Linked DNA regions of Mus musculus: all the other regions are linked to region 1. Evidence: chromatin loops called from intact Hi-C (ENCODE). Cell type or tissue: left cerebral cortex. All regions are shown on one strand.

What was found. Hi-C counts contacts between places; a loop is a spot of excess contacts. Peaks named below come from ENCODE experiments on the same cell type or tissue, not always from the same donor. Only the 100,000 strongest peaks of a DNase experiment are listed, where the experiment ranks them.
Region 2: it touches region 1 in a loop (4-fold over the local background); 2 of 42 quality-filtered maps call a loop at or near these places.
Region 3: a loop joins it to region 1, with 10 times the contacts of the local background. A loop is called at or near these places in 2 of 42 quality-filtered maps.

What each region holds. Positions count from the first base shown.
Region 1 is chr17:49,816,119-49,824,118 of GRCm38, reverse strand. All of the region lies in intron 13 of Kif6 (kinesin family member 6), which reads right to left. Gm16555 (predicted gene 16555) reads left to right here and starts at 2,314. Exons shown (of 3, transcript NR_168028.1): 1 at 2,314-2,661; 2 at 4,731-4,808; 3 at 5,663-6,501. In left cerebral cortex, no CTCF peak of the experiment used is centred here; DNase peaks (open chromatin) are centred at 3,114, 3,685, 4,205, 7,883 and 2 more places; H3K27ac peaks cover 1,400 bases.
Region 2 is chr17:49,880,183-49,888,182 of GRCm38, reverse strand. All of the region lies in intron 16 of Kif6 (kinesin family member 6), which reads right to left. Among named protein-coding and RNA genes, the nearest start is that of Gm16555, 62 kb to the right of the region's middle. In left cerebral cortex, a CTCF peak has its summit at 4,837 (motif pointing left); a DNase peak (open chromatin) is centred at 4,639.
Region 3 is chr17:49,663,801-49,671,800 of GRCm38, reverse strand. It overlaps Kif6 (kinesin family member 6), which reads right to left. Exons shown (of 23, transcript NM_177052.3): 4 at 621-768. Among named protein-coding and RNA genes, the nearest start is that of Kif6, 53 kb to the right of the region's middle. In left cerebral cortex, no CTCF peak of the experiment used is centred here; DNase peaks (open chromatin) are centred at 4,090 and 4,893.

The DNA.
Region 1 (8,000 bases):
TAAACAAAACTCAAAAAATCAAAATCAGCTGTCCCCTCCCCCAAATGCATAGTCCCTTAAATGTGTATGCATTCAATGCAAAATTGCTGCCTCCCAGCTCAGAAGACCTAGTGAACCAGTTAAAAAATTTCCATGTCTATGTTCATCATTTGTGGGCAGGGGTAGGGGGATTACGTGTAAGTGTGTGTGTGTGTGTGTGTGTGTGTGTGTGTGTGTGTGCATTTTCTGTGACATGGAATTGATGCAACCTTTATATGCTGGTAGGAACTAGGCTTTTGAGAACATGTTAGAGGCACTGCCTCAGCTTTGTAAGTTAGTTCTCCCAGCGGCCCTATTAGCTGTGTGCTATTGGGCTCATTTCTGAGGTTAGGTGATAAAAGTTGAAAGAGACTGAAAGTCTCTAAATCAACTGCAAGTGAGTGGTAAATATATACTGTGCTCTCGGGTTTGACTCAACAAGCAAGCCTCTTTCTCAATTTCTCTACAGAAAGGGACCTTTACTGAAGCATCAGGAACCAGAGTACGTGTACTTGAGGTGCACACGTTGATGAGCTGATGTATGGCTATGCCATATGATCATGAGGATAATTAGAGTTAACTGCAGTTCTAATACATAGATCCATCTTGAGCTGTCCCCTCTGTAAGTTTCACGTATGCGACACAGGGATATTAACTTGTTAGTGTTTTTAACAATAGGCAGACCTCGTCCTGTACTTTAGAGACCCTGGATTTCCTCATCATCTTGGCTGAAAAGTTTGTGCTCTGTGCCCAACACCTTCTTGTTCTCTCCGGTGCAAATTCCATCTGGAAATGACTGGGTGCCTTCTGGGTGATGCATTTCTACAGCCCTCTCACCTCTCAGCCTCCTCATCTCCTGTTCATGTGTCCTCAAAACATACAGCTCCAAGCTTACTTCTTGGAATGCTGTTTAAAAGTCTGAAAGATGGAGGGATGGATGGGGAATCGCTTCAAAAGTGAAAGCATGTCCACACTTTAGTCTTCGTTCTTGATTTTCATGTTCTGCAAATTGTAACTTATATCTTGGGTATTCTAAGTGTCTGGGCTAATATCCACTTATCAGTGAGAACATATCATTTGAGTTCTTTTGTGATTGGGTTACCTCACTCAGGATGATGCCCTCCAGGTCCAACCATTTGCCTAGGAATTTCATAAATTCATTCTTTTTAATAGCTGAGTAGAACTCCATTGTGTAACCTTAGAATAGGGAACAAAACACCCATGGAAGGAGTTACAGAGACAAAGTTTGGAACTGAGACAAAAGGATGGACCATCTAGAGACTGCCATATCCAGGGATCCATCCCATAATCAACCTCCAAATGCTGACACCATTGCATACACTAGCAAGATTTTGCTGAAATGACCCTGATATAGCTGTCTCTTGTGAGACTATGCCGGGGCCCAGCAAACACAGAAGTGGATGCTCACAGTCAGCTATTGGATGGATCACAGGGCCCCCAATGGAGGAGCTAGAGAATGTACCCAAGGAGCTAAAGGGAACTGCAACCCTATAGGTGGAACAACAATATGAACTAACCAGTACCCCGGAGCTCTTGACTCTAGCTGCATATGTATCAAAAGATGGCCTAGTCGGCCATCACTGGAAAGAGAGGCCCATTGGACATGCAAACTTTATATGCCCCAGTACAGGAGAACGCCAGGGCCAAAAAGTGGGAGTGGGTGGGTAGGGGAGTGGGTAGGAGGGTATGGGGGACTTTTGGGATAGCATTGGAAATGTAAATGAGGAAAATACCTAATAAAAATATTAAAAGAAAAAGTGAAAACGTAAGGAAGAGTTACAATTCTCATGTAGGTGCCCGTGAATCACCTGAAAGGCCACCACTGAGAGCTGTTCAGAGTGTGAGAACCATTTAACTCATTCGGATACTGCAGAGAATGGGGATTATGGGTTGTACAGAGAGAGGTGAGTGGTGAAGTGGAAACATAGGGTTTTCTTTGGAAAGTCAGTTGTGTTGGATGGTGGGGAAGACACGTGAAGGAGTATTTTCCTGAAACAGACACAGGTCAAAGGATGTTTTGCTGAAGCAGCCACATAAAGAAATGTTTCACTGAAGCAGACATAGGTAAAAAGATGTTTGGCTAAAGCAAACATATAAAAAAGACACATAATATTAAGAAGGATCCAACAGACACTAGATGATGCTAGATGGTATTGGTACACCTTGCCATTCCGTAATGGTCATTGTCTGTCATGACGTCATAGAAAGAAACACACCAAAAAAATCTCCTGGTGGTGTTCTGGAGTCTTCTTGCAGCTTCTGTGGACTCAGGCCAATTGAAAGAGTGATGAGAATTGATACAGACTCGTGGTGTTTTGCTAAGACAAGACTGTAAAAGAATACATTGAGTTTGGAAGGAATATGAACAGGACTCAACAGACTGTGACAGAGGCTTACATAACTAGCTTTACAATGCTTCATTGCTCTCATGTCTTTTGTCTTCAAGGATCGTCACTTTGTTGAGAGAGGCATGACAGAAAACTTCTCCTGGCATCCTTGCTGACCCTGGTCTCTCCTGCTGACTTGTGCAGATTCAGTAGAGGCCTGGCTGTTTCTGCTGGGTCGTGTTCACTATACTGATACTACTTAACTGGACTGCTGTTATATATCCTGACAACACAGGTTAGATTTGCTCTGAAGAACTATTTCTAAACAGGTCCACTTCCCCCATATCCCAATAACCTTTCTTTTTCACTACCCCTGGTGGGTGATGGGCTAAAAGAGAAGTTAAAACTTTTAAAAATCCTTCTTAAAAATAGGTTTTTAAAAAAAGTAAAGCCAACAGAGTAGTTTTAGCATCTGGGCTGGCTCCATAGCTTCTGTGTTCTCAGCTTCCCCTACTCAGTCCACAGCACGCACCTCTTCCAGTCAGACACTTCCTGCAGAGGCAGGGGCTTCCTCATCTCCCCACTACAGCGCTTGCCATTGGGCCCTTATGGCTATCCATCACTTGGGCTTTCTTTCTGGTAGCAATGGAACCAGCAGGATTCATCACTTTATCAAAGGTCCACCTTTCCTTTGTCTAGGTTTTGGCACTCAGCTGCCTCCCTGGGCTTTCCTCCTCCCAGAACTCCTCCTCTCTGGCATAAGCAACCCCCTGCTTCCTTTGGATTGTTCCCAGCAGCATATTTTAAAAGTTCCTGATGACTGAGTTAGGGATAGATGTTGATATAGATAAACTGGCAGGTACAGAAATGTAAGGTTAGGGCATCTTTGTTCGTAAACTGGAAAGATCACTGCTTTCAGTGGGATGATCAGACTATTCACTGGATACAGAGGGCTGGGAAAGTGGGGTGTTGCTCTCTTCAGGGTTTCAGACTCTCACAATGTTCTCTTTACCCAATTTGTGGTTCAGTTCTCTGTCTACTTCTCTGCCCTTTTTTACACATCACAAAAAAACAAATGCTTAAACCAGCTCTGCTCTGCATTTTCCATCTCAATATCCCTCCATTTCTTCCTTTCAATCCAGTTGCAAACTGTCCATCTCTCACCCCGAAACTCATCTTTCCAGATCCTTAAGGACCTTAACATTCCAAAGCCAGTGGTTAGCTTTCCCTTCTTATTTTAGCAGAGCTCTCACTGAACACTGGAGGAGTGCAGGCAGGAAGAGTGTGGGATGCTCTCTTCAGTTAGCCCTGGAATGGTGGGAACAGGTGTTACTTCCTGACGTAGGCGCTGTGACGGCTAGCTTTTAACTACCAACTTGCCACAGCCTAGAATCTCCACAGAAGACACCTTCAGCTGAGGAATTGTCTAGATCAGGTTGCCCTATAGGGGATTGATTTGATTATTAATGAACCCAGCCCACTGTGGGTAGCATCATTTCCTAGGCCCCAAATAGTGTAAGAGTAAAGAAAGCTAGCTAAGACTCACCAATCAGGCAGCACGAGTAACGGCAGTGTCTCTTTGCTTCTTGACTATGAATATAACATGACCAGCTGGCATAAACTTCTGTCACAGTAATGTTCCTGTATGTATGGACTGATCATTCATAACTTTTCCCTCTCCCTAAGCCACTTTTGGTCAGGATATTTTATCACAACAACAACAGTATAAGCATAAACATCCCATCTAGCTCCCGTATGATTCTCGTGCCCTCTTCCTCTAGCGGAGTGACATGGTAGTAGTGGTTCCTGTTCAGCCTCCAACAACCTGTGTGCCTAGAATCACGGCAATTCTCCTACCTGCCCAGACCCATATTGTTACACAATGTGAATGAAGATGCATCTTGCTATGAGTCACTGAGAAATGGTCTTGGTTTACGGTGAGAGGATAACTTAGTTTATCTGGAATAATGTGCATCAGTTGACTCAGCTGAGCACCTTCCACCTGCCTGAACACTTCCTACCCCAGTCCACTTTGGAACTACCTTTGTGATGCCCATCCCAACAACCCCTGATACCTTCCTGGCATCTCCTTGAATGCCAGAGATGGTAAGACTCCTCCCTAGACATTTATCTTTCAAGAGACAATTCCATTTGCTTACATACAAATGGTTCCAAAATTTAGATCTTCAGTCCTACCCTCTCCTTTGAAGGGTAGGTAAACTGGCACATGTAGGTGCCCACTGGGAATCTGTAGATCCCATTTCCACCTCCTCAATAGAGAGCAGGAAGTTACCGTTCCCCCGAATTTCTGACGAGTTCACTGGAAGGTGTGTGAAGATTTTCTCTCACTCTACTGCCCTACAGAGTTCAGAAATGGGTGCAGTCCATGCCACATGCAGGAGCTAAGATGTCAGACCCCAGAGGATTTGGCTTCCTGACGAGGTGAAACCATACCTAAGGCATTGATTAATTTGGTTTTAATTATTAATCTATAAATGGTCCATTGTAGAAAAGTTGGAAGATACTGAATGGTATAAAGAAGCTGGGAAAAAACCTGAACAAACCCCAGCGCTACTTAGTGGCTGCATTTTTCTTTCCACTTCATGCTGTGCTCTGTCTTATTACATAGTTAGGATGATAACACATACAACCCCTTGGCCTGCTGATTTCATTTAACATTATCTAATCACCCCTTTCTATGGTGCATCAAGATCTTTAAGAATATTACTTTTTATGGCTATGGAATGCATCTTTCTTGGAGTCTATTCCCTTCCACCAGACAGTTGTATTTTATTGTATTTGTATTACTTCACGGTTTGTAAGTATCACTGCAAGGATTCTCTTGCTACACGACCACTCTTCCATAGCTAATCAATTGTTTCCACAAGCCCTGACAGTGCTACTGTGCAGTACTCACTGTGGAGTTAGGAGAAAGGTGGTGAATGAGAGCTGATCTGCGACTCTGAGCTTTCCAGATCAATGCGCATCAGTCGACCCAACCGACCACCTCCCACCTGCCTGAAGCACTTCCTGCCCCAGTCTACCGTGGCACTATCTTCCTGATGCCCATCCCATCAGCCCCTGGCACACTCCTGTAGCAAGGAGAGACACCAGACAGCAGGAGAGCTTGTCTACGAAAGACAGAAACATGGGGGGTTGGGGGGGGGAGGCTGTGCTACTGAGGGGAGTCAGAGGGTTCATCCTCCATGGTGGCTTCTCTGCAGAGACATTTGGGGTGTTTTAGTAAGCCAGCTTACCAGAGGGAGTTCGGCATTGAATTTCATCTTGCTTTCTAGGAAGCCATGTGACTCTGAAGCCGTGCGGGAAGAGCCACTAGAAACCTGTGTCCTAGAAATCAGGATCTTGAACTTGGCTCCTCTAGTCCCTGACTTTTATACGGGAAGTCGGTATAGACCTGCAACTGCGTCTGTGTGATTGTGGAAATGTGTGTGGGTGTGTATCTGAGTGCATGTGTGTGCCTGAGTGCACTGGTATGATGGAGCTGGAGGAGAGAGAGAGAGAGAGAGAGAGAAAGAGAGAGAGAGAGAGAGAGAGGTGTCTGTGAGAGTGGAGAGCTGGAGCCCAGGCGCGAGCATGAGTCTCTGAAAGATTAGATGCAGTGGGCATGGATCAGAGCTAAAGGGTACTGGATGGTGTGGTGTGAATCTTCCTGTGTCTGACGCTTACAGGTGGTCATTGACATATGCACCTGTGCATGATGGGAGGGCATGGAAGGTGGCAGGAGGAAGGGCCTGGGGTGACTGTTCACAGAGGGGCTCAGGGTTTGTGAATCAGAGGCTAAGGGGAAAGGCCCCACAATCCAGGATCTGGAAGAGCTTATTTAATTTTGTCACTCACTGTGTGTTTCTGTGTATGAATACCTGCATTAAGGGAGCATCCTAAGTATCCATCAGCAGAAGAATGAATAAAGAAAGTGCAGTTTGAGGCTGGAGAGATGGCTCAGTGGTGAAAACGACTGACTACTCTTCCAGAGGCCCTGAGTTCAATTCCCAGCAACCACATGGTGGCTGACAACAATCTGTAATGGGATCCAATGCCTTCTTCTGGTGTGTCTGAAGACAGCGACAGTGTACTCATGTGCCTGAAATGAATAAATAAATAAATCTTGAAAAAAGGAAGTGTGGTTTATAGACACATAAGGGAAAGACAGAGGTGTGTCATTTGGGAGAAGATGAAGGCAGGAAAGGAGAGATGATCACAGAAGTGAATTCAGCCATGCTCATGTAGGGTTCCTAGGTTTTACGTAGGTCTAGAAAATCAGGTTGGTGTATGTCATGAAAGGAGAACAGAGGTGACTGGGCAGGAGAGGCGGGGGGAAGGGAGAGGGTTGGAGGCCTGTTGTGAGTGGGTAAAGGAGACTTGCATGCTAAAAACTTTACAGAACACAACCCATGCGAAATGGATAGATACAGTGAACGTAAAACATGTGGTCCTGACGAAAAAGAAGAGGAGGAAGGAAAAAGACTAAGGAAGGGAGGGAGGAAGGGGGAGGGAGGGGAAGAGAGGGGAAAAAATCCTCTTTTCTTTAAGCCAGAAGCAGAACTGGGCTGTGGAAGACATTGCCAAGTGCACGGGGCCTTCATTTACCCTCTGTGCCATGCGGCAGGAAGAGGAAGAGGAAGAGGAAGAGGAAGAGGAAGAGGAAGAGGAAGAGGAAGAGGAAGGAAAGATTCGAGCGGAGTTGAGTGACCTAATGAAGAAGCATCCTGAGTTGAGCCAGATCGGCGTCTTCTGCAGTAGAAAATGCTCACTGTTCTGGGAGGGCACAGCTGGGAGCTGGTGTGGCCCATTAGGAGGACTGCCCCCTGTGCCTGGCCCGGAAGCTGCCTCTCACTTCACTGGGCTCTCTAATGAGCTCTGGGGGAGCTCTGGGCAATAATTGCTCTCAGGGTATGAGGGACTCTGAGGGAGCAGACTGAAAGCCCCTCTGGCTAGACTTCCTCCTGTTAACAGACAACCAGTCTTTGAACTCATAATTACAGAGACATGGGTCTCCTAGCCTGGTTGCAAAAGTGACTCATTTTAACTCAATTGCTAGTGTCTGTCCTGTTACCAAATCTACTATTCCAAGTTAATGGGGGGGGGGGGAGAAGGTTGAAAAAAAAAGGAACATTTTTATTAAAAAAGAGCAGGATGATTAGAAAGAGCTCAGCCTGCGCTGTGCTTTCCAGACGTGTGGAGCAAAGTCAAAGCTCAGCCCTGTGGCAGCACAGCAACAAGGTCCATCTCAGAATGGATGGAGGCTTGCTTTCCACAGCCAAGGCAGGAGATGAGAGTCTCGGATGCTCTCCCCTCCCCCTCCCTCATCCCATGCGCTTGGATCCATTGGAACTGAAGCAACAAGACATAGCTTTCATTGGGTTGGTGTGACTCACAACTTTGTTGAAGAGTCAGAGATAGGAGATGCCACTGAGTTTGCCCGGGGCTAATTACTCAGACAGATGGAGTGACAGACCCGGCAATCATGTGAATTAGTGTGATCTGGTGACAGGGGTCTGTGCAGGAAGGAGAATGATAAAGCCTGCTGTCACCCAGCCTGCTCCTGGGGGCACATGCTACATCAATAGTCTTTGCCTAAGGAAACAATGGCTGGAGCCATTACTCCCTGTCAGT
Region 2 (8,000 bases), 64 kb before region 1:
ATTCAGTCCAGCCAGGGATATAGAAGGAGACCCTGGTTCAAACAAAAGTACTCTTCAGAAACCCCAGATAATCCCCAGTCTGTATACTGTAGCAAGCGAGTTACTAATGCTGATCGTTTATTGAATGCCCTCTCTCAAATGTTTTTTGCCCAATTCATTAGGCACATATGAGGTTCTCTATGCACCAAGAAGACCTCAGAATAACCATGCAGGGACTGTACTACCACCTAACTCATCATAGACTTACTGTCCAGAAGTAACACAGGTCACAAGGCTGGGCAAAGCTGAGGTGTTAATTTTTTTTTCTGGTTCCAAAGAGGCAAATGTTTATACCAGCTCACCGTCCTGGCGCGTACGGCCCTCTGTTAAGTCTGTGGTTGGTTGAAAGCCTTTCATGCTTTTTACAAGTGGCTGTCCCATGGTGTATCCTGTTTCAGCAGGCTGGCCCTTGATCCCAGCTGCAGAAGGTCTGGCATATTGGGAGTCTGGCCTATAGAGACTCCTCCATCTGCCAAGCTATTCCTCTCTTCTCTCCCTCCTTACTGCTTCACTGACGCACGGACACATCTGCTAAGTGGTCACTAGCCTGCCTTTTATCTCTGTGGAACCAATCTCTCTCTCCTCCTTCCGCTGGGTGAGCAGGTCTGTCATCTCAGCTGAAGAGGAAGCTGGCGTCCTGTGGGAACATTTTAAGTTCCAGTCTTCATTACCCACAATCCTCCATGACTCCCCCCCCCCAAGTCACAGGCATAGGGAGCCTCAGAGGTGGGACATGCAGCCCTTGTTTTCTGCTTCTTTCCCCAGAGCTTTGTTTAGAGGCTGAGTACAGGACACACTGGATTCCATGTTTACTTGATGACCCTCTCTCTGAAAAACGGCAGATGTGAACCACAGAAAGAGGCATTTAACATCAAATGATAGCCGGCCTTCAAATGCTCAGGACACTGTGTTCCCTAGAGCTCCAGAGAACCCCACCCCCACCCCATCTGCCTCGCAATCTTCAGACACGAAACTCTGCCTCATCTTCCCTGTTTCAACACTGTTGACCCTGCACCAAGGGCACACAAGTGACAGTGACAGCCTGGGTGACAACTGGGGTACAGACCAGCAGAGAGGCTGCAGGAGTTGGGTGGAGGAAGAGCTCTGGTTCCCTTTGGGAGGCGGCATCAAGGACAGTGAGGGTGAGAAGGGGAAGCTGAAGGGGACTGAGTCCCAACATGCATTCATGGCCTTTCGGCAGAGGGGAGGCTCCTGCCTGATCCCATGGAGTGTGCTGGTTTCTGTGGGCATGCTGCAGGAGTTGGGGATGCCCAGGAGCCACAGGCAGAGGGATCATTCTCAATGTGTCTGACATGAGAATAGAAGGCCATGGCGTGTGTAGTTGTGGTCCAGGTCAATGTGTGTACCTGATTCATCCCCACCATCACAGTAGGCTCTGCCGTTTGCTGTGTGAGCTAAGGATCAACAGGGCTAGAAGTGTGCAATACCGTGTGTGTGTACACATGTGAGCGCCTGTATGCACGCTTGTGTGTAGAGATCAGAGGACAACTATGTAGAATCTGCTCTCTTGGGTTGTCAGACTTGCCCAGAAAGTGCTGTTACCTTTGGTGCCCTCCCTATCCCCTAAAGAGATGTGTATTTAGTTGTGACTGTTGGCCTGTCCTATTCCAGAAGGATTAATTCTAGCGACAAAGATGAACTTCAATCAACAACAACAACAACAAAGTTAAATCTATAATATAATACAATAGATCGAAATGCAAAGCTGGAGAGAAGGCTGATGGGTGCCCTTTTGGAGGAGGGAACAATAGGACAGAGACTTGCAGAGATTAGGAGACATAGAAACATGTGGAGGTCTCAGGCATGAGCCTGCTTGTTGCCTGTTGGGAACAATGAGAAGGCCTGAGCACCTGCAGGAGCTGGCAAAGGACAGTAGGTGCGGAGGCCACGAGGAAACCGAGGCAGAGTGGATTTGGCCCCTTTAGGCCATGGTAAGGACTCTGGCATTGAGATTGTGAGAAGCTGAGGGGTAACAGTGGTGGGATGGGGGTAGGGAAGTCCCTTGATCTAGTCTTTTGTAGCTGATCTGAGACTGCAATGAAGAGCCCCTTTGATGGTGTGTGTGTGTGTGTGTGTGTGTGTGTGCGCGTGCGCGCGCCAGGATTCTCTAAGCTTGTTGAAAGGTTCTGGGAAAGAGGACTGGGGCAAGGGACCTCCAGCAGCTGGGATGAAGGCACAGTGTCCCTGAGTCACAAGCTACCCTCAATGTCCCAGATGGTCCCGAGGCCAAAGGTGATGTTTGTTTTGTAGACTGCATTGGGACGCACCAGGAGCCAGGAGCCAGCCCCTGTGAAGAGAAGTCTGGGCTGGGCAGTCAAAAGGAGGCAAGTGAAAACAGACTGAGGGAGGACAGAGCAGGGAGAGAAAGGGAGCTTGGGCTTGCAGGCCTTTGTTCCCACTGGGACCCTGGCCATGGGCAGAACTGACTGTCACCTCACAGGAGGCACAGGGGAGGGCATCCTTTCAATGGGAGGATTCTTTCTCAAAGGATAGTACAGGAGAGGATATCCCTGAGTGACCTTTTGGAGGTCACTATGATGAACAGTCAGCTTCAAAGCAACACAGAAAAGCAAGTAGAAAGGGTTTAGTTTTACCCTGGCGGATGTCTATCTGGATGTCACACCAGGAGGACGCCTCAAGCAGCTGGATAGCATACTTCAAATCAGGAAGCCAGAGGGTAGGGCACTCAGTCCCCTCATTGCTGCCAAGGCCAGCCAGGGGGCCCTTCTGCCTGAGTTTGTTCTACTGGGGAGGTCTCTAGCCCCTGCTTCTCCTCTTCCGAGATCCTCCACTCCGCGCTCTACACAGTTATCTGGTGCCTGAACTGTACGAAATCTCATTTCTCTGCTTCAGTGGCTCTTGACTGAGGAGCTCTTCGAAATCACTTATGGAGCTTGTCAAAGCACAGCGGCAGCTGGGCCCCGGTCCAGACCTGCTGAGTTCAGATTTGTTAGCATGTCCTCTGGAGATCCCGATGCCACCCCTTGTTAAGGAACCAGCTAAGGCTCTGGACCCTTCGCTGTAAATGTCTGTGCAAGAGAGTTCCGGAGACGACAGGACCTGCACAGGAGATGGCTTGTGGGACAGAGTGTGTCCTCACAGCTCCGGCTTGCCCTGCAGATGTTTGAGGGCCACTGTGATGAAGAAGGAGCTCAGGGGTTTGCAGAAAGGACCACGCTCTGTGAAGCCGGAGCTGCCTGCAGTTGGCCCTCTTTAGGTGCTTGGCCCAATGTATGTAATAATATACACCACGTGACTGTCACCAGACCTCCCAGGTGTCATCTCACGAAATATTCACACCTCCTGTTCACACACACAGGGGACTTGGCCTTATCAAAGCCGGGGTCTCTCCCTCTGCAGGTGATTCCGTGACTAAAGGATACACAGGCTGCTCACTGAAGTCCGTATTAACTTACCCTAAGTGAGGCAAGGAGATGCTGTTTCCCTGAAATGACTTTCAGATCTGCAGCAGGGCCAAAACAAAGCCTCAGCACCCAGGCGCTGGCTTGTAAGGACTGCCATTCACTAACCCAAGCGCAACAACCTGTGCCGAGCTCCCGCTGGCCACGCGCAACTTAACCACTGGCTATGAGCAGGAGTCTACCGAAATCCAGGTCATCTCATGGGACTCCCGGGAGCAATCTGTCCCACCATCTTGACCACACTAGAGGTATGCAGGCAAGCAACGACAACAATTCCAACAACACTGTGAAACTGAGAGGGGTCTCTGGGCTTCTGTAGAGTATAGACTGTGGGGCCTAACATAGCCGTCACTTGGCCTGGGCCCAGCATGGCAGGAAGCAGTAGGCTCAGTTGTTCTCCCATACCAGACAGGGTATCAGAGCAGTCAGGCATTTCCTTAGCTAACCAGTGAATTCTTTCAACCCCCCACTCTGGGTTTCTGTGAGCTAAACTGCCTCCTAGAGACGTAGATCACTCAGCTTCGTCTTGTTTGAGGAGTCAAAGCGTCTCCTCTTATGGAGACTAATGGTGTCCAATGGTCAGAAAGTCTCTGGCTTCCCAATTAGACCAGATCCTGTGTGATGGCTCACATTTATTGTCAATTGAAATCATCACACTGACGGGTCCTCAGCGCCATCATCTATCTCGGTTTCGGCTCTGTGGAGTACCTTAGCAGCACATGGCATGCCTGGACTTCCGCTGCCATGAGAGCACCTGGGACACACTCATCCCTGCCCCACATTCCCTGCACACACTGTCTGTCATCCCCTCAGGGAGAACAGATGATCCTCGAGAGGAGAAAGGTGACACTTTAATACAACCACAAATGTCTAAGTCATGGAAAAGCACAGGCAAGACAGCCCCCCTTCTACCCTAGGCTGCTGTTGCCCCAAATCACATGCTTTGGGTGGCATTCTTCCCAGGCGGTTTCATGTTCCCAGAGGAGGAGCTGGGTCACAGAGACGAACAGTGTGCACAAGGTCAATCAGCAACATGGCAAAGATCCTTGGAATACTCCACACTCGAGAAAGGCGGGCCTCATACTTCCTTGAGCTTAGCTCTGTGGTCACGGCTTCTCTCTCTGGGAGCTCTCTCTCCCACTCACATCTGCTCACAGACCATTCTGACTCATATCTTTCCATGTTCTCTAATCTACCCATGATCCTCTCACCACACTCCTTCTCATCTTCAAGATCCTGCTTTAGAAGCAACGTGTCTCTTGTAACCCTCCGTTTAGGCACAAGAGAGATGGCTCTGTGGCTTGGAGCATATTGCTCTCCCTGAGGACCTGAGTTCAGTCCTGGGCTCACAATGGACTGCAATGCCAGACGCCCTCTGCTGGCCTCCTTGGACATTACACTCATGTACACATAGCCTCTCTCACACACATACATGCATATAATTCAAAACAATAAAAATAAATCCTAAAATCTTCTCTCCTGCCCTCTCAGCTTCAAGGCTCCATTGTGGCCACATGGCTGTCATAATGGCTTCCCAGAAGGGAATAAGTATGAGACCCACATGCAGGTCTTTGGGAAGCGAGGTTTCCCTATGCCAGAGAGAGGGACTTAGACTTTCTCTCTATGGAGATCTGAATGACACTGGTAAGTAGTGTGGGCCAATCCCCTGACAGGCTGTCAGAGAGCTTACTTTGATTTCTTTGGGGATCATTTATCACACACAGGAGCCACAAATGGGCTCCAAGGTGGCACAGCATTGAGGGTGAGGGCTGGCTGAGCCCTCTTGACTCTCATGTAACCTCAGACAAGGAGTGGAGCAGATGCCCTGGGAGACACTCTAAAAATAATTTTAAAAAGAAAGGAAGGAAGGAAGGAAGAGAGAGAGAGAGAAAGAAAAAAGAAAGAAAGAAAAAAGAAAGAAAGAAGGAAGGAAGGAATGAAGAAGGAAGGAAGGAAGAAGGAAGGAAGGAAGGAAAGAAAGAAAGAAAGAAAGAAAGAAAGAAAGAAAGAAAGAAAGAAAGAAAGAAAGAAAGAAAGAAAGAAAGAAAGAAACTATCCATTTTCCCCAGTCCACATCTTTCTCTTAAATGGGGGCTGGGGGGAGGGATGTATGTCTGGAGATGTGTTCCCTTCCATCATAGCCAGCAAGTAGGGCTTGGAAGAGGCCAACAGGAAGCTTGGTGGGCACCCCACAGTCCATGTGTGCCGAGTGAGGAGTGAACACTGGCCTCCTGGGTGATTTCGAGCCATGAGTGTACTGTTTCTGAATCAAGAAAAGATATACAGAGTGGGCTCTAATGAGCCGGTGTGAGCTGGTTTCAGCACACCCCTAGATCCTCTAGCACACTCCAGGAGACCAAGAACATTTTTAATAAGGCCCCCTGGATGGAACAGGACCCCAGGAAAAGTGAACCATGGGTAAGGCACAGCTTCCTGGGTTTGCGACAGGCCTGTTGCTCCTCACGGCATTGCTTCTCATGCTCACGTCTGTTTGTCCCCCCACCCCCACCCCCACCCCCTTCACCCTGGGGTTCTGGCTTCCGTGGGCTTCTTTAGCCTGGTATCCTGCCTGAAATCAGTCAGTGGAGATCATTAGCGGGCACCCGAGGGGAGGGAGAAGACAGAAAGCAAGACAGCTGAGGAGCTGTCTCTGCAGGGACTCGACTTGACTGTCACATTCAAGCTTCAGTTGTGTCCCATGGCCAAGGTTTCGATGCATCCCTCCCAGTCTCCATATGCCAGTTACTGCTCACATATGCCATGGTCCTACGGCTCTACGAGTGACAATACTTTCTGCTTTGATTGTACCCCTGGGGTGCTAGGTTGGCCCTTTTGGCTTTTCTACACTTGCCTACACCTTTATGAATAATAAAGCCTTTCTTCAATTTACTTCACAATACCTAATATGACTACTACCATATATCCTTCTTGTCAAGACCCCTGGTCACATGAGGTGCATAGCTGTCCAAATAAAAAGCATACTCTCCAGTGAAGGACTTAAGGTGGAAGACCTCCAGAGACCCCAAATGAGGAAGAGTCCAGTCACATACATGTCACAACAGTATCAGATAGGGGACAACTGTGTCCTTACTGACAGCCTCTTCTTGTGGCAATGGAGCCTTAATGGGTGGAGCAAGGAAGGAATTAGAGTGAGAGCAGCTGACCACAGACACATGACCTTAGCTGGGGTTAAGACAGAGAAGTAAGAACTAAGAACTGCAGTAAAACATGACTTTTTTTTTTTAAGATAGGGTATCTCTGTGTAACTCTGACTGTCCTGGAACTCACTCTGTAGATAAGGCTGGCTTTAAACTTACAGAGGTCCGCCTATCTCTCCTACCATGTGCTGGAATTAAAGGCATGCACAACGAACCATTTAGTTGGTTGTTTTTGTGATGAACAATGAATGACCAGTTGAATTGTGTGGTCACTCAGTTTCTGTTTGACATGGAGAAGCCAAACATCCTGTAAGCATTTCAGAGAGAGAGAGAAAGACACACACACACACACACACACACACACACACACACACAGAGTGAGAGAGAGAGACAGAGAGAGATCACGCACCAAGATAGTGATATTCACGTACATGGCCCTCCGCACTGTTCAACATGCTGGGTGTGCTCTCCACACTGTTGAGCCCACATAACTGCCCACATGCTTGGAGGCAGGAATGAGAACTGGCACATTTATGTTTTTCCCTTTAAGTCAGTGATCCTGACACAGTCACAGTGAGGCTACTTAGGATGAATTTGAGTAGGCATGGGATTCTCACTTTATTATCAAGGCAGCCATCATGATGATTAGGAAAAAAACAGTAATTTTCGTTTGAATTCTAAGCCCATGGAGTCTAATCTTTCATTGAGCTTGGGGGATTATCAGAAACAATTTCAACAAAGCTCAATTTATATTTATATGGTATAAATAACCCTCTGTGCCACCTCTTTATTTTGAAAACAAAACAAAACAAAAGCTCCAAATCATTTAATATAGTTGTTTCCATTCTTGTTTCTTAGTAAGCCATTACGGAGTTGGTGGGAGGCTCTGCGGCATCCACCATCCACTCTCCTCCACATCTCTCTGCAGATGTTGTGATTCTCACGCTTGCCATCAGCTTCTCTCCACGGTTCAGTTTCCCACTGTGCATGTTTCATGCCCCTATGCATCCCAGGCAGCACTGCATCATTGCGGGCAGCTCAGATTGGGTGGGAAACAGAAGAGAATGCAGAGCTGGGTGGGTAGGGAGGCAGGGCCGATCTCGGAGGAGTTGAAGACGAGGGTGCTACAGTCACACCTCATGAGGAATTTTCAAAGGTCTTATTAAACAACAACAACCAACCAACCAACCAACCAAAACCCAAAACAAAGCAAGTCTGAGCAGGGCTGAGGGGATTGCTTAAGTGGGTAAAGCATGTGTTATGGCCTGCTTGCAAGTGTGAAGACCTGAGTTCAAGTCCCCAGAACCACAAAAAAGCAAAAGCAAAAACAAAAACAAAAACAACCAGATGTGGTAGCACA
Region 3 (8,000 bases), 150 kb after region 1:
GATGCCGTGTTTGCTAGTTACAATATTTGTTGTATTTAAAAAAATCTACATGAGTGGGCTGGAGAGGGATGGCTCTCGTGGGTAAAGTGCTGGCTGTGTAAGCATGGAGATCAGAATTCAGATCCCCAGAACCAGTGTGAGAAGCTGAGTGTGGTGATGTAGCGATGGGACCTGGTGTAAGGTGAAGAGCTCTCAGGCTGGGTTAGGAGGAAGAGAAGGGCATCCCCAGAGCCCACTGAGCAGCCGGTCAAATCAATGAGCTCTGCTTCAGTGAGAGAATTTGTCTCACAAACAAATCCGTGGAGAGAAATAGAGGAATCCCAACATCAACTTCTGTACCACTCGACACACATGCACCCTCATACCAGACACAGAAGATTCCATCGTTCTGACCACTGCTCTGTCGCCAAAGTTGTCATTTGGTCTTTAAGCTCTGTAGGCATCTCAAATGAAGCCTCAGCCTTGCCAACATCCTACCCTGATAACAGAAGCACCTTCGTAATTTCTACCAAAGTCCTAGCCGTTCTTTAAGTGTGAAGGCCAGCGGTATTCTACAGCCCACATTCCCATGCAGGCACAGTGCAGAGTGCCTTACCGCCTCTCCTCGCCTCTGTCTTTACCTTTTGCAACTGCTCAAAAATGTACGACAGGGTCCTTGGGATGATGCCTCTGTCACTGTAGCGCTCTGCCCCGCCTGTGATGGTGAATGTCTTGCCACTGCCCGTCTGCCCATATGCGAAGATGGTGCCATTGTAACCTGCCAAGGTACTGCAAGAAAAAATGGCAGAGTTTTAATGGATTAGTGGACACCCACATTGGTACTAGATACTCAAAATCGAAGAGTAACCTTATAAACACTACTGAAATATACTCAAAAGATATTTACAGAATATTTATGTGACCATTCAGCTAGAATTTTGTGTGCTTTCACATGCCTGTGCTTGTGTACATATGGAGAGCAAAGGTCAACACGTGCATCCTCCTAAATGTCCACCATTCTTTTTTGAGACAGCCTCGCTCACTGAACTTGGAGCTCACTAATGAACTGAACTGGCCAGACAATGAGCTCCAGGGACCCTCCTGTCTCCACATCTCTTGCTCGTGCTTCTGGGCTCAGCGTTTACACAGATGCTGGAGATCACACTCTCGTCCTCAGGTCCCAGTAGCAAGCTCTTTACCTGCTGAGTCATTTCCCTGACCTGCGGACCAGTTTTTAATCCAGGAACCTCAGGCTATCAATGACTTTCTCTAAAGAAGGACATGCCACTCAAATGGAGTCTAGTATCTTAAAGTTTTACTATACTAAATGTATGATCTCAGGGAAATAGTTCTGATATGGCAAGAGGGTCTGTTTTAGTTACCCTCTGTGCAACTCCCCTGAAGAATATTTGTACCGGTAGCCACCCATACATTACTAGTAAAGTGATTTTACAGCTCTATTCCTTGTCATTTATTTCTCTATGAAATTTGGACAACAGAAAGTCCTCGGGAACCCCCTTTCCCATCCTCCTTGAAATGACTTTCTTTTTTGATGGAAGATGCTGGCCCATGCATGTTATTTCTGCCCAGCATAGAATCCTATGATTTGACAGTGGTCTTAAGAAGTCTTCAAACCACCACCTGTAACATGGCCTTTTAACAGTGTGTTCTGCATGATGTGGGCTTTGAAGAGAGTAGGCCTTTTATCTATGCCACACAGAACAGTAAACTCTTGCAGTTTTGCTGTCTCTTTGCTGCAAGTTGCTCCTTGATCTCCAAGATGTTTCCATCAAACCAGCTGCCATGATGTCAGCTAATGGGACCCGTGTTCCTAGTGGGTTTTAAGTGGATGGCTCCTCTGAGATTGCTGTTCATCATTTGCATAGGGAATCCTGCTCTACCCTGGCTGCTGATATGCTGCCAATAGTTCAGTCCAGAGCTTACTCTGCTTTTGACTATGATGAGTTCGCCTGTCCTCAAAGTGATCCCAAGAGAAAACAGGTGTTGCCTAGAGTTTATTCTGAAGAAGTCAGTTAAGCCCTTAGCATCTTATACAGCTAGAAACCTCACAACTGTGTGTTTCCTCAAGGTGCTTTGCACTGTGCAGAGTGTGAGTGTGGCTTACAAAACAGTCAGACTTAGTACAGGGAGTGGGGAAAGCCTCACAACTTTGAGGGTCAACATTCTGCTTTCAAGAAGGTGACTCATGTTGCCACCTGTGTCTTTACACTGGAACTGTCTGATGTTGACATTCTCAGCCTGTAAGAGAGTGTGAGTACCATGATGCATAGAGTTGGTTTGTTACTGAGTCTTTTCCACCAATGGACTCAGTCACCAAGGAGACAGAGATGCCTCATTGGAGTATCATTTGGATGTCGATTGTTTCTTGCCACAGATGTGCTGAGTAATTGGGGTCAACAATTTTAAGCAGCAGACTTCAAACGTTGCACCGACTGTTGACAGAAAGAAGTGCTGAAATTTATGAGGCTTTATCAGTTGCAAAAAGCAAAGGATCTGAGCATAAATTAGCATTTCCATTTTAACACAGACACAACCTATGCAGAGCAATGACTGAGGGTGAGCCATGGGTCCTCACTGAACAGTCATCTGATCTTTGTGTACCAAAAATCTCATCTCACACAGACTGTCACCTGTCTGTCTGCTCTAATATGTGTTTCCTTACCATGGTCTGCTATAGTCCACCTACTCCCATCAGCTACAGAGGCCTGCACATCGCACTGCACCAGTGAAAGCTTAACAAAGGAACAATGGCAAATGTTGTCCATTTCCTTTATCTAGAAGCTCCTCTTCCTAAATCAACCTCTTTACTGTGCACATCCCAGGCATTTTGACATGCGATTCTAGTCTCTTCTGTCCCAAGAAAAGATACAAGTTGAAAATAAAGAGAGTGATGGTGATATTATCTTCCTTTAAGCTCCATCTGTCCATCTGTCCATTTGTCCACAAGAGCAAAGACATTATACCCAAAGTGCCAAGGTCCACTTTGTCATTACTCTGAGAGCTATCTCAACATGGCCAACAGCTCAAGTAGCGCTTTAAAAAAATCTCAGTAGAAACAGCAGGCTTCAATGGCGTTCCAACTTCAGAAGTCCTAGCCCTTTCCCCCAGCTCCAAGGAAGACTTTAAAACCAATATGCCTGGAGGTGTGGGAGCCATAAACCTTACTTCCCAGCCACTGCTGAAGAAGCAGTGTGGATCTGGAACCCCTCACAAGCCTCCCCAGCCTGATCTTTCCTCGGCTGCCAACAAAGCTCTGATGAGACAGCAGAGTACGTGTCTTCTGACTCAAAGCCCTCATGGTGAGCATTCTGGCTGCAGGCAAATATTTGACATCTAAGTCATCCAACATGGTAATAGCAAAGAGATGAGCTTAAATGTGGCCACGTGCTCGTAAAGGCTTTTGACGATGACAGCAAGATATTTTGGAAAAAACCCTTGACACCTCCAAGGTACTAGAAGGCCATACTTAGGAAAGGACTTGAGAAGGACCCATTATCTCCCGTAGGATTGGTCTTGAGTCTCTGTACAAGAAGTGAATGGCAGTTAAGGGAGAGATGTAAAATCCCAAATATTGAAGGTGTGTCTCTACACATAGGTGCTCCTGTGGCAACCAGGAGAGATATGTTTAAGCCATTTAAGAAAACTTCACACAACAGAAAGCTGACTTCTCTAATTGGACAGGGGCTACATGCATTAGTCACTTTTCTGTTTCTATGATTAAGGAAAAATTCCACACTGACCAAGATAACTACACAGAAGGAAGAGGTTTTTTTTGGGGGGGGGCAGGGAGATAACAGTTTCAGAAGGAAGAGTCCATCAAGGCCAAGAGTCATGGCAGCAGACACCATGGCCAGAGCTGAAGAGCTCACATCCTCGACTGAATGCATGAAGCAGAGAACCTCAGGGAAGTAGGGTGATGCTTGCAACCCTGAAGTCCTACCCTCAGTGACTTGTTCCCTTCAACAGGGCCACCCCTAAACCTTCCCACAGAGCAGCACCATCTATATACAGACAAAGTGTTCAAACACTGGAACCCACGGGGGCGTATGATATTTAAATCACCACACTGAACAGAGCTGAAAGACAATTTAAGGAAGCTTTGTGAGGGGTACTGTCGGTAAGAACACCTTCTGTTGTAGATATGGGGACCTGAGTTTGAATTTCCAGCACTCACATAAAAAGCCAGTGTGGCTATGTGTGCACCTGCAACCCCAGCAAGTGGAAGGAGGCTAGAGTGTGTCGGGAGCTTGCTGGCCACCGGCCTAGCTCAGGGTTCAGCCAGAGAGCCTTTCCCTTGAGGGAGTAAGGCAGGGAATGATAGAAAGGACCACTAGACACCCTCCTTAGGCATAGGCTTCATGACTAAAGAAGAGGAAAAATATTGAAGATTTGTATTGTCCCCTTCCCTTCTGCTTCTGCCAGAATGGATGTAGCTTTTATAAAATTTCTACCGAAATTAAGGGACATGTAATAGTCAAGACAATAAGGACAAATGTGAAAACTCCCGCTTTCCACTCTCAGTTAACTGGAAGGCTAAAGTAACAAGGGTGGCAGAATACTGAAATACAGAGAACGATATGAAGTGGAACCAAATGCAGAGTCCAGAATCAGACTCTGCATATAGGTGTATACGGGGTTGGCTAGCCGTGCATCAGTGCTGTCCCTCAATTTATAGTTGGTGCCTTTCCAACATCAGTGATGAGATTATTTAATGGAGGAGAGGATAAAGAACAATCAGGAAAAGGAACAAAATGGAGCAAAAATACTAAACTTGTATATATGCACACGAACAGTGAGTGAGCATGAGTGGAGGCCGTGGGTGTGAGCACACAGAGCAGCTGCACACAGAAATCTGAAGGGAACATCACATCCAATGGAGCTGCCAGATGGGGAACTGAACTTGGGTCTTCTCCAAGAGCAGTATAGTCTTAGCTGCTGAGACACCTCCCCAGTACCCCATTTTTCCAGATTGTCTACCTTGTAAGGAAATTGATGTCGAACCTACAAGCCACAGCACACTAGAAATTACATCACAGTATCGAAAGCTGGAAAGTAGGGAACGGGGTTGGCAGGATGACTTAAAGGGTAATGGTGCTCCGTGTTATATCCCAGAAACTGAGTTCAATCCCTGGGATCCACATGAGACGGAGCTGACTTCTATGACCTACACACACACACACACACACACACACACACACACACACACAGAGACACACACACACATGCACAGTCACAAACACACATACTCAAAAACACACACACTCACACCCACAAGCATACACACAAACACACACACACACAGAGTCACAAACACACATACTCCGAAACACACACACACTCACACACAAACACAGTCACACACATACATACACACAAATGAAAAAAAAAGGAAAGTAGGCATTGAATTTAAATATGAATTTAAATAGGTTTACATTCCTAATTCTGATGAGTAAGCAAATAAATCACCTCCATACGCACATCCATATATTTAAAAGAATGCATTCACCTCTAAGGCCCAAGCGAGATGGAAGAAACCAGCCATAAAATGTCATATATTGTAAGACCTTGTCTATGCAAAATGTTTAGACAAGCAGATTCCAATCAGTAGGGAAAGTGGATGAGGGGCTGACACCAGCCGAATGGAAACAGAAAATAGGGAGCAAATGTTGCATACAGTCAAGGATTTCTTTGGGACTAACAAAAATGTCCTAAAGTTAATCAACGGTCATGGACGGCTGCATAGTTATTCTAAAAACGACTAAATTGTATTCATCAGCAAATTCTACTACATGCATTTATTTTGTGTGTCTGCACTTTTATGTGCACTAGGGTACATGGGTGAAGGTCCAGAGTGGGTTCTCTCTACTGTGTAGGTTCTGGGGATCAAACTTAGGCCCATGGGCTCAGAAGCAAAAGCCTTTACCCAGTGAGCATACCTCGCTAGATCCCTAAATGATGTTTTTAAAATGATACAGGGCATGTGAGTTATATCACAAGGAAGCTGCTGATTCAATATAATGAAGAAGAAGAATCTATAGGAAGTCTTAGTAACAAGACATTTTTGCTGTCTTCCCTAGGTGTTTGTCCTAGATGGAGCACTGAGAAACAAGAGAGGCAAATTCTAGTAACTAAGGAAGCAGGATGGGCATTTGTGATGATAGCTACCTCTCAACAGACTAAAATCAACACTGCAGACCCTGCTGATCCTCGCAGCCAGGGACATGGAAATCAATCCACCATTTCTAGAATGGCATGTGATGATCAGGTGAAATGTCTGTTGGAGAAAGCATCTTCCTTCCTTTGCAGAGCGCATCCTCCCCCTAGGAGCCTGAGTTCTTAAGACAAGATATTTTGTCAGCACTTAACTTTTAAGATTTTCATGAATAACTTCAAAATAAAGCCTGTACCCTCTGGGAGATTCTAGACTGAAGTATGAATGGACGATATCCTGTTTCCATGCTAAAAAAAATATAATTTGTTTCTGTTTAGCTTCTTCATTTGTATTATTTTTGATTGGTTTAATGAAAATTCATATAAAAGATCATGTAGGTGTGAAGAAAATGAAACTTGGTGTGGTTTATGCTTCATAAAAAGTCTTAGTTTCCTCCTACACAATGGCTACATAAAAGTAACCAAAAAAAAATGACTCTTGTGCTGGACACGGAGACAGAAGCTTTGAACTCCAGCACTGGGGAGGCGGCTGCAGTCTGAGTTGTATGATTTACAACCAGTTTTGTCTACATACTCAAACTGTCTTTTTTTTAAAAAATGTAATGACAATTTAACTCCTTAAATAAAAGAGAATAATAATAATAGAATTAAATAATTCTGATCTTCACACTTTAATCATAGGAAAACAAAGGAAAGAGAGAGGAGAAAGAGAGAAGGAGAAGGAGGAGGAGGGAGGTAGGGAGGGAGAAGAGGGAAAGAAGAAGGAGAGGGAGGAAAGGGAAGAAGGAAGGGAGGGAGGGAGGGAGGGAGGGAGGGAGGGAGGGAGGGGGAGGGAGGGCGGGAGGGCGGGAGGGCGGGAGGGCGGGAGGGCGGGAGGGCGGGAGGGAGGGAGGGAGGGAGGGAGGGAGGGAGGGAGGGGAGTTGCAGAAATGGCTCAGTGGGTAAGAGCACAGGCTGTTCTTGGGGATGGCCCACGTTCAGTTCCCAGCACCTCATGGGGGCTCATAAACCTAACTCCAGGTCTAGAAACCCTGAGGCTTCTTCCGACCTCTCAGGGTTCTTGAACATACGTGATACAGCAAATGCATGCACTCAGGTATGCACATGTACTCATGACACATATAATTTAAGAAAAAGAAACAGTAACTGATATCATTAGAAGCCTGCTGGTTACTTTCCAGCCAACAGAACCACCCCCTCCAAAATTATGTCGGAGAAATACTCAAAACTATTTATTGAGCTGTTTGATTCAAGTTCATGCTGACCTCATACAATCAGGACCAGCTTCTACTTTGAGGGAAGGGGTGGCTGAAGTGTTACCCTAAAAACGGTTAGCTATCTGTTGTTTCTTGAGATAATAACACATGTAGCCCAGGCTATGTAGCCAAGGTTGATCTTGAACTCCTGACCCTCCTGCTTTCATTACCCAAGTGCTGGGATTAGAAGTGTGCTCCATTATATCCAGCTTTGAAGGTTCTAACAACAGAGCTTGGCTGGTACAGCTAGCTGTGCAATACTTGTGGGTCTCCAGTCTTTGCTCATCTTCATCTTCCTGAGAGAGGCACAGCCAAACTACTCCTCTTGGTGTCCCTCTAGGTCCCTTCTGTTGACTCCAGCAGAGGCTGAGGCCTAGCTGTCTTTGCTAAGTTGTGTCACAACTGTTGTTACCCCCACTCTACCAAACTGGACTGCTGGTGTATCCATGAAGTGTTTGCCAGTGGATTGAGCTGCAGCTGCTAAACTGTGAACTGAACTGACGATTTCCAGATAGCACAGATGGGAGTTGCTTCAAAGAACCTTTCTAAACAAGTCTAGCCCCCCCCCCCCCC